3 separate regions of the Homo sapiens genome follow, and regions 1 and 3 are each linked to region 2. Evidence: chromatin contacts called from ENCODE Hi-C data. All regions are on one chromosome and are shown on one strand. Each heading gives the region's core, a stretch centred on a gene start or an enhancer-like site at or near the end of the contact. The rest is flanking DNA. Distances are from core to core; before and after follow the strand shown.

Region 1 (4,033 bases), core at 1,257-3,756, 1.7 Mb after region 2:
TTTTTTTTTTTTTTGACATGGAGTCTCACTCTGCTGCCCAGGTTGGAGTGCAGTGGCGTGATCTCAGCTCACTGCCACCTCCACCTCCCAGGTTCAAGCGATTCTCCTGCCTCAGCCTCCCTAGTAGCTGGGATTACAGGCATGCACCACCACACCCAGCTAATTTTTGTATTTTTAGTAGAGACGGGGTTTCACCATGTTGGCCAGGCTGGTCTTGAACTCTTGACCTCAGGTGATCTGCCCGCCTCAGCCTCCCAAAGTGTTGGGATTACAGGCGTGAGCCACCGCACCCGGCCCCAGCTCCCAGTTTCATGTGGGGAAGGCAGGTGGGTGGATGGGATGGCAACCATGACGTCCTGCGCAGAGCCTGGAACAGACACTGAGATTCCCTTTTATTTTTTTTTTTAATAAATTTAAGAACAGCTCTACCTTCTCTCCTCCCCCCAGAGCAACTAAAACCAACTAAAAGGGGCTATGGTCTGGGGGGCAGAAGGCGCTAGGAGTCGTAATCTTCTTCGTCCTCTTCATCAGGTGCTGAGGGGCCCGGGGGCGCTGGGGGCAAAGGCAGAGTAGAGGCGAAGGGCAGGAAGGGTGTCGGGGGGCTGCAGGGCAGAAGGCAGGAGAGAGTCAGGCCTGAGCCCCACCGTGCCCTCCACAGGGGCAGCTGCCAAGACCCTCCCTCCCCCATCTGACCCTCCCACCACCACCCTCCAGATCCATGCGGCCAAGGCCCAGGGCAGCTCACGCAGGGCAGGCCCAGGCCCCACCCACGGGCCCTGGCAGGGTGGAGCAGGATCTTTCGGGAGAACAGTCTCCTGCCTTCAAGCCCTCCTCAGTTATTCTCCTTCCACCCCACAAATCTGCCACAATCAACAAGACCAAGGGGCCAGGGAGAACAAGAGGGGTAAGTTGGCTCTGGGGAGTCTGCCAGCACCCTCCCATGCCTCTGGGCTGCTCACCTCTGAAAGTGGGCAGAGGGGTGGCTGGCCTGGGGTGGGGGTTGTGATGTCTCCTCTTCCCCATCAGTATCTGTGTCCTCAGATTCATCCTGTGAGCACCGCAGAGGTCAGAGTTGACAAGAAAAGACACGAACCCATCACTGGGAGTGGCAGGGACAGCAGTAGACCCTCATAGCCCCAATTTACAAATAAACCAGTGAGCAAACAGGTTGCAGAAAAGGATGAGAGCTGGCCTCCTGCCAGTTCAGCCTGGGGCGAGGCTGCCTGTCCCATCACCAAGGGCAGGGCGAAGGGCTGGGGCCTCACTCACCTCCTGCTCCGAGTCTGTCCCGGACAGCTTCTTGTCCTTGCTTTTCGTTCCCATCCCACCGTTCTTCCGGCCGCCGCTGCCTGGCTTCCGGCCCCTTTGGGAAGGTACAGTCCATCTGCCCGGAGTGCTCCCTACTCCTTGGCCACCCCCAAGCCCTGTGGCCTTGGCCTTCCCCACTGTATGCCAGGCCCTGGCCCCACCTGCGGGCGCCCTTGTCCCCATCCATGTGGTTGTCTTCCCCGTCCCCCTGCATGTCGGGAACAGATGCCACCAGGTCCTTCAAGAAGTCAAACTGCTGCTCCAGCTCGATGCACTGCTTCCTGGAAGAGGTGAGGAGGGGCTGGCACTCAAGAGGGGCCCAGACACCCAAACCCGCAGTGGGTGGCAGCAAGGGGCCCCAGATGTCAGGCTGGAGCCCGGGCCGATCTCCGCTCCCGGGCCTGCCCTGCTTTACTCAGGTGGCTCCCTCTGCCTGGAAGCCCAGCCTCTCCTCTGCCAGTCTGTGGCCTTGCTGGTGTCCCGGCTGCCGCCCACCTCCCTCGCCACCCAGGCTCTGCCTTCCTCAGTGTGTGAACTCCCCGCGCCAAACCCGCCGGCCCCTCCCGGCTCCTCGCCGCTCACAGGTGGGATGTGGTCATGGTCTTCGCGTTCCGCGACTGGGTCACCTGGCAGGCCTTCTTCAACAGCGACTCTAGGAAGAGCTCGAGCGCCCGGGCTGAGGAGCGTCAAGGAGAACTCCGGGGCAGGAGAGGGCGACCCGCTGCCTCCCTCCCCCACGCCCCTCGACCCGGTCCGCCCCCGGCAGGATACAGATGATGACAGGCACCGCCGCCGCCACCTTCCCAATCTCTTCGTCCGTCTGCATGATCTTCTTGATCCGCGCCTGCGGGTGGGGGAGCAGAGTTCAGACCCCGTCGCCACCGTCCCCTAAGGGGGTGCTGGGGGAGGAAGGGGCATCCCCGGAGAAAGGGGGCGGGGGACACGGACGCGGGGAGGGCATGGAGGGGGCGGGGCGTCCAGGCCCCCGAACACCGCGGCGCGCCCGCCTGCCCAGCGGGAACTGGGCCCAAGCCACCCGGGAGCCGGGCCCACTCCTGCCGGGCTCTGCCACGTGCTCACCGGCGGGAACCGCGCGTTGTACTTCTTCTTCTTGCTCGGCATCTCGGGGCCTCTCTCGCCGCGTCGGGTCCAGCGCCGCCGCCCGCAGCCTCCCGGCTCCCGGGCCTGCTCGCCGCCCGCCCGTCGCGGTTCCCCTGGGTCCTGGTGCCGCCCGCTCCGCCCCCGCCGTTTCCCGCGGAGTCCTAGCGCCGCCGGTTAAGACGCCGCTCGCAGGGCCCTAGTGCCCTCCTCTTGAAGCCTCCTGGCCGGTGCGCGTCCCTCCCCAGTCTGGACCGCCGCTCCCGCCCGCCCCCAAGGCCAGAAGAGCGAACGTTGGCCCCGCCCCCCGCGGCCCGCCCCTCCCGGGGTTCCCGCGATGGCCCCGCCCCCGAGTCAGCACCTCCCCGTCGGCCCCGCCCCTTCCCCTGCCGGCCCCGCCCCACAGCGCGGCCGCTGCGGCCGCTGAGGCCCGCGGCTCCGCCCTGTGGCTGCGCCTGTCTATAAAGTTGTTGTTGAGGTGGCGCGGCGCTAAGATGGCGGCGGCGGCGGCGGCGGCCGTGGCGGGGGTGGGGCGCGGTGGCGGTGGCGCGGAGCCACGGCAGGAGCGGAGCCGGGCCCGGGGCTGGGCCGGCGTCGAACGCAGCGAAGGCCGGAGGTGACTGCGGGCGGCGGGAGGGGCAGGGCAGGGCCGGGGCGGGAGCACAGCTCGGGCCCGTGGGCGTTAATGGCGGCGGGCGCGGCACGGCCGGAGCCTGGCTCTCCTGCAGGCTCTAACAAGCCCTGGTTCGAGTCTGGGAACCGCCCCATTGGCCTCGGAACGGCCTGTAACCTCTCTGGACTTCAGCGTCCTCGTCTGTAAGTGGGCCCGATAACGCCTGCCTGGGAGGCCTGGCCTTACAGAGCCGGCCTCGGGAGCTGCGCGAACGTGCGCTTCTTTGCGTTCCTCTATTAAATGCCAGCGCACCGGATACCTGCCAGGAAAAGGGGGCCTTGGCAGGGCCGGGAGGTGTAGCTGGGGCTGGTTGCTCCCACGCCTGGATTCACCCTTCGGCCCTGCCACGCACTGCAGGTGTGACCTTGGGCAAGTCCTTTTTCTCAGCCTCAGTTTCCTTTTCTGTAAGTCAAGGAGAATAGTAATAACTGCAGCAACCCTTCTGGAGCGCTGACTCCTCAGGCATCTAATTTTCATAGCAGATCTACGGGACAGGAACAGTTGTTATCCCATTGTAAAGATGAGGCAACTGAGGCGCATCGACAGTAACTCTTACTCAAGGCCACAGTTTAATCCAGTGCCTGGCATCTGTAGTTATTGTCTCAGACCCTGCCCTGACTCGGTTCCCTCACAGCAGGATGGAACCAGGTGAGGAGCTGGAAGAGGAGGGCTCTCCAGGTGGCCGTGAGGATGGCTTCACCGCCGAGCACCTGGCTGCAGAGGCCATGGCAGCTGACATGGACCCCTGGCTAGTGTTTGATGCCCGCACAACGCCTGCCACTGAGCTGGATGCCTGGCTGGCCAAGTACCCACCATCCCAAGTTACCCGCTATGGGGACCCCGGTTCACCCAACTCAGAGCCTGTGGGCTGGATTGCAGTGTATGGGCAGGGCTACAGCCCCAACTCCGGGGACGTGCAGGGCCTGCAGGCAGCCTGGGAAGCTCTGCAGACCA
Region 2 (4,004 bases), core at 17-2,516:
GCTCTGCCCAGTGCCGTCCGCATCCCTGGGAGCACACAGTAATATTAAAAGTGGTGACTCCAGCCCAGTGGCAGGGCTGCACTTGCCCAGATGAGGATCGAAACTGGCGCTCAGAGAGGCGCGGGACCTGCTCAACGTCACACAGCAGAGCATGGCGGACACCCGCCACCCCACGTTTAAATGCTGTGCGCAAGGCTGGGGTCATCTGGTCCCCAAGCCCAGGGTCTGGTGGAAGGGCGCAGAACCACGGTGGTCAGTGACCACAGGGGCCGAGGTAGGAAAGGGGGAGGGATTTGGGAATCCGGTCAAGACTCAAGGCAGGAAGGGAGAAGAGCTCTGGACGCTGGGACAAGGAGGTCAAAGGCCTGGGGCTGGAGTCCGACGGAGCCAGAGGGGAAGACAAGACTGGGGGCGGCGCGCGCCACCCAGCGGTATCGGGAGGGAGGACCGGAGGGAGGGCTGGGCCGGACGCTCCTCTCGCGCACCGATCGACCTCGGGTTCCTGGAGGGGCGTCCCCGTGGGATCCCGGCTCCGTACATCCTGGAGCCCCTAGGGGAGGGACGGACCAGTGGGGGCCGGCGGGGCCTCATCAGACACCCCAACGCCAGGACCCAACGGGACCGAGGACGGTCGCCGGGCGCTTCACGGTTCGCGTGGTTTCAGGATCTCGGAGAACACAACCGGCAGGTCCTGCAGCTCCGCGCCCATCTCCCTCCCCGCGGCCACACCCCCGGCCACGGCCCGGCCCTGCCGGAAGCACAGTCCTCCTGGCCACGCCCCCCAGTCCTTCGTAGCAAAAGCTCCGGTCCAGGCCCCGCCCCCAGCCCGCCCCAACCTCGATTGCCTACTAGGCCCCGCCGCCCTTTGGCAGTAACGTCCGAGTCCGGCTCCCGCGCAGGCCCCGCCCCGCCCCGCCCCGCCGCCCTCCGTCCCTCCCATCCGGGGGACTCAACGCGTCCCACCGAGGCCCCGCCTTCAAACAGGCCCCGCCCCCTAACGGACCCCGTCCCACCGAGGACCCGCCTTCAAACAGGCCCCGCCCCCGAACAGACCCAGTCCCACCGAGGCCCCGTCTCCGGGAAGGCCCCGCCCACGAACAGACCCACCCCACTGAGGCCCCCCGACGCCGCTGCCGCTCTGCAGCCCCCCAGGCGGGACGCGTCGCGCGGGCTGCCCCTTCTCCCTCTCAGCTTTCGGAGGGACCCGGGCTGAGCGCCCCGCCCCGCCTCGCCCCGCCTCTTCCCTCGCCCGATCCCGCGCCCTCAGTGTCCCGGCCGCGCAGGACTTGACATGCTGCCCGACTGCCTGTCGGCCGAGGGCGAGCTGCGCTGCCGCCGGCTGCTGGCAGGGGCCACGGCCCGGCTCCGCGCGCGGCCCGCGTCGGCCGCGGTGCTCGTGCCGCTCTGCTCAGTGCGTGGGGTCCCGGCGCTGCTGTACACGCTGCGGTCCAGCCGCCTGACCGGGAGGCACAAGGGCGACGTCAGGTACAGCGGCCGGGAACTCCTCGCCCTTTGCCGGAGGCTACAGGAGCCCGGGGCTGGCAGGGACCTCTGGCAGGGCACTTAGCCCCTTCGAGCCTCGGTTTCCGCCTCCGTAAAATGGGTCTGGGGAGAGTCCCTCCGCCCAAGGGCTGCAGCGAGAGGTCAGCGATCCGTGTCCGTCGGCCCCGGTGCACCTGCCGGGGCGCCACGTCCTCGCCGCGTGGGCCCCTCGTACGCGTCCTTGCGCGCACGCCTGGGCCGGGACACCCCTTTGAGCTGTTTCCCGCTTAGAGGGCGGACGCCGCCCCCTGCCGGCGACTACGGAGAGGTTCGGGCCCCGCCCGGCGGGAATTAAGAACATCCTGAGGACAATGTCAGTGTTGCTGGGGCCACCATAGGCCGAATTTGGGTATCTGAGCCCCAGGATCTTCTTGCCCCTGCTGCAGACCCTCTTATCCTGCGCTGTCCCGGGCCTCTCTTCCTTATCCCCATTGCTCAGGGAGGTAAACTGGCCTCCAGAGGTCGCATGGCTTGCCTGGGGCCTCCCAGTAAACTAGGGGCAGAGGCAGGCGACACTTCGGTGGGCCAGTGGCCCCCCCCGCACTGCCGATACCCCGACCTCTCCGTGGCCCCAAGAGTCCAAGGACCAGACTCCTTGTGTCTGTTTAGTTTCCCAGGCGGCAAGTGCGACCCGGCTGACCAAGATGTGGTGCACACGGCCCTGCGGGAAACCCGGGAGGAGCTGGGCCTGGCAGTGCCCGAGGAGCACGTGTGGGGCCTGCTGCGGCCTGTGTATGATCCGGTAAGCCACTTGGCTGAGGCCACCCCACCCCATTCACTCACTCTGTGCCTGCCCTGGAGCTGGGCTACCAGGGACCAGGAGAGTGGTCATGGACCCCCACGGGCACAAAGTGTGGAAGGGTGCCCCTAACCTGCCTGGTCACATGCACCACCCCACACACCCCCTCGGGAAGGGATTGGGGAGGCTCTGGTGTCCTGAGTAGAGGTGGCCCAGGGCGATGGGGTGGGCCAGCTCCACTCAGTTTGGTGGATTAGGGTCAGGGAAGCTTCATGGGGTAGGCAGGGATTGAACCCAGGCTTGAATGCCAAGTGGGAGATTGTCCTAAGCAGAGGGAACAGGTCTAGTGCATTTGAGGGGACCTGAGTCAGTCAGCATGGCTGGAGGACACAGGCAGGTGGACCCGAACATGACTACCAAAGGCCTATGCATGGCAAAGGGGTCTTCCTCTCACACTCCCCTCCCCAGCCTTCAAACCCAGCGAAGGCCATGCTTCCCTGACCACCTGCCCTCTTCCCCAGCAAAAGGCCACCGTGGTGCCAGTGCTTGCTGGTGTAGGCCCACTGGATCCCCAGAGCCTCAGGCCCAACTCGGAGGAGGTGAGCTGGGGGATATGAGGGGGTTGGGCTGTTCCAGTCCTCTGTCTACCCTCTCTGCCTCCTGCCTGCAGGTAGATGAGGTGTTTGCACTGCCGCTGGCCCACCTGCTGCAGACGCAGAATCAGGGCTATACCCACTTCTGCCGGGGTGGCCACTTCCGCTACACACTACCCGTCTTCCTGCATGGACCACACCGGGTCTGGGGCCTCACAGCTGTCATCACTGAGTTTGCCCTGCAGCTGCTGGCACCTGGTACCTACCAGCCCCGCCTGGCCGGCCTGACCTGCTCAGGGGCTGAGGGTCTGGCCCGCCCTAAGCAGCCCCTGGCTTCACCCTGTCAGGCCAGCTCCACTCCAGGACTGAATAAAGGTCTTTGACAGCTCTAGAGCTCTTGCTTCTGCTGTACTGGGGCCTTGACCTTGGGCAGACCACTCCAGGTCGCTGGCTGGGGCTCCTCCTTCCAGTCACGCCATGCCCCACAGCAATGGACACTTCCTGGGTGCCAAGTACTTGGAGTCAATTCATCTCACCCTCACAACAGCCCATAAGGCAGGGCCAACACTGTCTCTGGCTGGTGAGACTGCTTTCAGGGAGGAGAGACACCTTGCCTAAGGGCCCCACGCTGGGATTGGAACCAGAGCTCTCAGACTCCACAGCCCAGACTCTTAGGCACTGCACTGCCCTGTCTCAGCCTGCACCTCCTGTTCTCTCTGCTGTGCCTGGCTGACGCTGTGCTGGGCTCCGGGATCCCAGAGAGGAGTAAGGCGCACCCATGCCCCTGGGTGTTACTGCAGGAGTCTAACATGCAGAGCCCCTGTGTGTGCCAGCTGCTGTGTGGGGGCCACAGCTGTGGACCGGTCAGATGCTCACCTGCCGTCCAGAGGGGGTGCTCAGTCTAGGGGAGACCTCAGACCAGGTCACACAGATAATCATGTGGTTCCACATTAATTAATCACAGATAATAGTGGAATTATATAAGACATCAACTAGGTAGACCAGGGTTCTGTGAAAGAGCTGAGGGAGCGGGTGGTCTGAGCTTGCCGTGGAGGATGGCTGGATCCAGGGGCTCGGGCTCCCCTCTTGCTGTGCTTTGCGCTGTGCTGGCCTCAGCCCCAAGGAGGTTG
Region 3 (3,875 bases), core at 65-2,564, 1.0 Mb after region 2:
TGGCCTGGATAAACACTTAACAGAATCAAAGGAAGCCAGTTCCCAGAGCCATGCTGGTGGCTCTACCTTTCCAGATCTTTCTCATTGTGCCAGGTCACCTCCAGACCAGCTGGCCTTTTATTTATTATTATTATTTTTTTGAGACGGAGTCTCACTCTGTTGCCCAGGCTAGAGTGCAGTGGCGCGATCTCGGCTAACTGCAAGCTCCGCCTCCCGGGTTCACGCCATTCTCCTGCCTCTGCCTCCCAAGTAGCTGGGACTACAGGCGCCCACCACCACGCCCGGCTAATTTTTTGTATTTTTTAGTAGAGACAGGATTTAACTGTGTTAGCCAGGATGGTCTCGATCTCCTGACCTGGTGATCCACCCACCTCGGCCTCCCAAAGTGCTGGGATTACAGGCATGAGCCACCACACCCAGTGGTATAGAAAGCTACCCAGGATGGTATAGGGCCTGAGCTGCTGTTTGCTTTGTCAAGATTATGTTGTTTCCCAAGCAAAAACTGCCTGTTTTCCCAGGAACTCCCTCAGCCTAGCTCCTCAGTCTCTGGGGCACCTGAGGTTCAGGACAACAAGACAGGCAGTTAGAATCTGTCAGGGCAAGCTGGACAGCTGTACTCTAGGCTCTGCCTCCAGGTCTGTGTGTAACTCTGAGAACATGCCTTTCACTCTCTGGGGTTCACTTTCTGCATCTGTAAAATGGGAGTAGGGTTCGCCTAATAGATTCGCCTGGTCCCTCCCAGAGGCTTCTGGACTGTCTGCAGAAAAGTTTACCCTGTTCTTACCTGCCACCCCTTGCAGGGATTTGCGCACCGCGTCCACACAGCTCTGACAGGTCATCTGCACCGCGAACTCCAACTGCAAGGGCGGCAGGGACCAACCGATGATCGCTGGGGAAGTGCCTTGGTATGACTTTGTTTCACCACCTACCCTATGACCACCGCAAGGGTCTGGGAACAAGCCCCACTTAACCCCTCTTCAAGCACCTTCTTCATGATCTCTCATGACCATTCCAGGACCATGGGAGTCACCCCCCAACACTCACGCAGGGCCCCTGCTACCCTCGCACCCTAGTTTCATCCCATGGCCCCAGGCCCCAACCCAAGTGCCCACTCCTTCTCCTCTTCCCAAGGTAACGATCATCCCAGGGGCCGAGGCTCTCTGCCCGGCGAGGCTCCACACGAAGCCTCGACCCTCACCGTGCAGAGGGTCCCCTGGTTCCCCGAATCCGAAGCCATTCTGGACCCAGTCACCACCCCGAGACGCAGAACTCCTCCGGCGCAGGAGCACCAACCAGCGCGGCGTCGCGGGGACTGAGCCTCTAAAGCCACCCTTAACTCCTCCTCCTAGTGCGTGCGCACGCAAGGCCCTGCTTCGTCAGCCACCGGGTGGCGGCCGCGCAGGCGCACTCGGGCCGTCGGGCTCCTGGTTGCCTTAGTAACCCCTCGGCTTTCTGTTCCTGGACGGTGGCGGCCGCCGGCTCTATGATGGAGCCCCCGAAGCCCGAGCCTGAGCTCCAGCGGTTTTACCACCGGCTGCTGCGTCCGCTGTCGCTCTTCCCCACTAGGACGACGTCCCCAGAGCCTCAGAAGCGCCCCCCGCAGGAGGGCCGGATTCTGCAGTCCTTCCCTCTGGCGAAGCTGACGGTGGCGTCGCTGTGCAGCCAGGTGGCCAAGCTGCTGGCCGGCAGCGGGATAGCAGCGGGAGTGCCTCCTGAGGCCCGACTACGTCTCATCAAGGTCATCCTGGACGAGCTGAAGTGCAGCTGGCGGGAGCCGCCCGCCGAACTTAGTCTGAGCCACAAAAACAACCAGAAGCTGCGGAAGCGGCTCGAGGCCTACGTGCTGCTGAGCAGCGAGCAGCTCTTCTTGCGCTACCTGCACCTGCTGGTGACCATGTCGACTCCCAGGGGGGTCTTCACTGAATCAGCCACCCTCACCCGGTTGGCCGCCAGCCTCGCCAGGGACTGCACACTCTTCCTTACTAGTCCCAACGTCTACCGTGGCCTGCTTGCCGACTTCCAGGCCCTGCTGAGGGCAGAGCAGGCCTCTGGGGATGTGGACAAGCTGCACCCTGTCTGCCCCGCTGGGACGTTCAAGCTGTGCCCTATCCCCTGGCCTCACAGCACTGGCTTCGCCCAAGTGCAGTGCTCTAACCTCAACCTGAACTACCTCATCCAACTCAGCCGTCCACCAGAGTTTCTCAATGAGCCAGGAAGGATGGATCCAGTGAAGGAATTGAAGTCCATCCCTCGGTTGAAGAGGAAAAAGCCTTTCCACTGGCTGCCCTCCATAGGAAAGAAGAGAGAAATCGACATCAGTTCCTCACAGATGGTGTCGCTGCCCAGCTATCCTGTGGCCCCCACCAGCAGGGCTTCCCCCTCGCCTTTCTGCCCTGAGCTCCGGAGAGGCCAATCCATGCCCTCCCTGCGTGAGGGCTGGAGGCTGGCAGATGAGTTGGGCCTTCCTCCACTCCCATCTCGCCCCTTAACCCCGCTGGTCTTGGCTACAGAGAGCAAACCAGAGCTGACTGGGCTCATCGTGGCTGAGGATCTGAAGCAGTTGATAAAGAAGATGAAGTTGGAGGGGACTCGCTACCCACCACTGGACTCAGGCCTGCCTCCTCTCCTGGGGGTTGTGACCCGTCACCCAGCTGCAGGGCATCGCCTGGAGGAGCTGGAGAAGATGTTGAGGAACCTCCAGGAGGAAGAAGCCTCTGGGCAGTGGGACCCCCAGCCCCCCAAATCCTTTCCACTTCACCCACAGCCAGTGACCATTACTTTGAAGCTTAGAAATGAGGTCGTGGTCCAGGCGGCTGCCGTACGGGTCTCTGATAGAAACTTCTTAGACTCTTTCCACATTGAGGGGGCCGGAGCCCTGTATAACCATCTGGCTGGTGAACTGGATCCCAAAGCCATTGAAAAAATGGATATTGATAACTTTGTTGGCAGTACTACCAGGGAGGTCTACAAGGAGTTGATGAGCCATGTCTCTTCTGACCACTTACATTTTGATCAAGGGCCCCTAGTTGAGCCTGCAGCAGATAAAGACTGGTCGACCTTCCTGTCCTCAGCCTTTCTACGTCAAGAAAAACAGCCTCAAATCATCAACCCTGAGCTGGTTGGACTTTACTCCCAGAGAGCAAACACTTTACAGTCCAATACTAAGAAGATGCCCTCCCTCCCATCACTCCAAGCTACCAAAAGCTGGGAGAAGTGGTCAAACAAGGCCTCCTTGATGAACTCATGGAAAACCACCTTGTCTGTGGATGACTACTTCAAGTACCTCACCAACCATGAAACAGATTTCCTTCATGTCATCTTTCAAATGCATGAAGAAGAGGTTCCTGTGGAGATTGTGGCCCCTGCCAGAGAGTCCCTAGAGATTCAGCACCCTCCCCCATTGCTAGAAGATGAAGAACCAGACTTTGTGCCAGGAGAGTGGGATTGGAACACTGTGCTAGAGCACAGGCTAGGAGCTGGGAAGACACCCCACCTGGGAGAACCCCACAAAATTCTGAGCCTGCAGAAGCATCTGGAACAACTGTGGTCTGTGCTTGAGGTCCCTGACAAGGACCAGGTGGACATGACCATTAAATATAGCTCCAAAGCCCGCCTGAGGCAGCTGCCTTCATTGGTGAATGCCTGGGAGCGGGCCCTGAAGCCCATTCAGCTGCGGGAGGCATTGCTGGCGAGACTAGAGTGGTTTGAGGGACAAGCTTCCAATCCCAACCGCTTCTTCAAAAAGACCAACTTGAGCTCCAGTCACTTCCTGGAGGAGAATCAGGTCCGAAGCCATCTCCACAGGAAGCTCAACTTAATGGAGTCTTCTTTGGTTTCCCTCCTGGAGGAGATAGAGTTAATCTTTGGCGAGCCAG

The links. A loop is a pair of places that touch in the nucleus more often than their neighbours do. Pooled maps may share reads with other maps.
Region 1: a loop to region 2 is called in a pooled map, with 5 times the contacts of the local background. The contact joins the promoter of DRAP1 here to the promoter of NUDT8 in region 2. A Hi-C loop is called at or near these places in 1 of 50 pooled maps.
Region 3: a pooled map shows a loop between it and region 2 (5-fold over the local background). The contact joins the promoter of CCS here to the promoter of NUDT8 in region 2. A Hi-C loop is called at or near these places in 1 of 50 pooled maps.

What each region holds. Positions count from the first base shown.
Region 1 is chr11:65,917,899-65,921,931 of GRCh38, reverse strand. It overlaps DRAP1 (DR1 associated protein 1), which reads right to left and starts at 2,506. Exons shown (of 7, transcript NM_006442.4): 1 at 2,389-2,506; 2 at 2,080-2,152; 3 at 1,891-1,984; 4 at 1,470-1,589; 5 at 1,270-1,363; 6 at 960-1,048; 7 at 369-602. The coding sequence starts at 2,430. The coding sequence ends at 497. C11orf68 (chromosome 11 open reading frame 68) reads left to right here and starts at 2,870. Exons shown (of 2, transcript NM_001135635.2): 1 at 2,870-3,022; 2 at 3,714-4,033. The coding sequence starts at 2,901. RefSeq lists enhancers at 1,913-2,833, 2,834-3,753 and a silencer at 2,047-3,116.
Region 2 is chr11:67,627,199-67,631,202 of GRCh38, reverse strand. NUDT8 (nudix hydrolase 8) reads left to right here and starts at 1,266. Exons shown (of 4, transcript NM_001243750.2): 1 at 1,266-1,485; 2 at 2,152-2,284; 3 at 2,803-2,880; 4 at 2,952-3,265. The coding sequence starts at 1,292. The coding sequence ends at 3,257. LOC124902696 (a long non-coding RNA gene) reads right to left here. Exons shown (of 2, transcript XR_007062741.1): 2 at 3,810-4,004. RefSeq lists silencers at 344-513, 634-1,423, 1,714-1,863, 2,431-2,725.
Region 3 is chr11:66,590,624-66,594,498 of GRCh38, reverse strand. It overlaps CCS (copper chaperone for superoxide dismutase), which reads right to left and starts at 1,314. Exons shown (of 8, transcript NM_005125.2): 1 at 1,199-1,314; 2 at 785-857. The coding sequence starts at 1,237. CCDC87 (coiled-coil domain containing 87) reads left to right here and starts at 1,436. Exons shown (of 1, transcript NM_018219.3): 1 at 1,436-3,875. The coding sequence starts at 1,484. RefSeq lists enhancers at 1,450-1,539, 1,570-1,679, 1,850-1,909, 1,472-2,060, 2,061-2,650.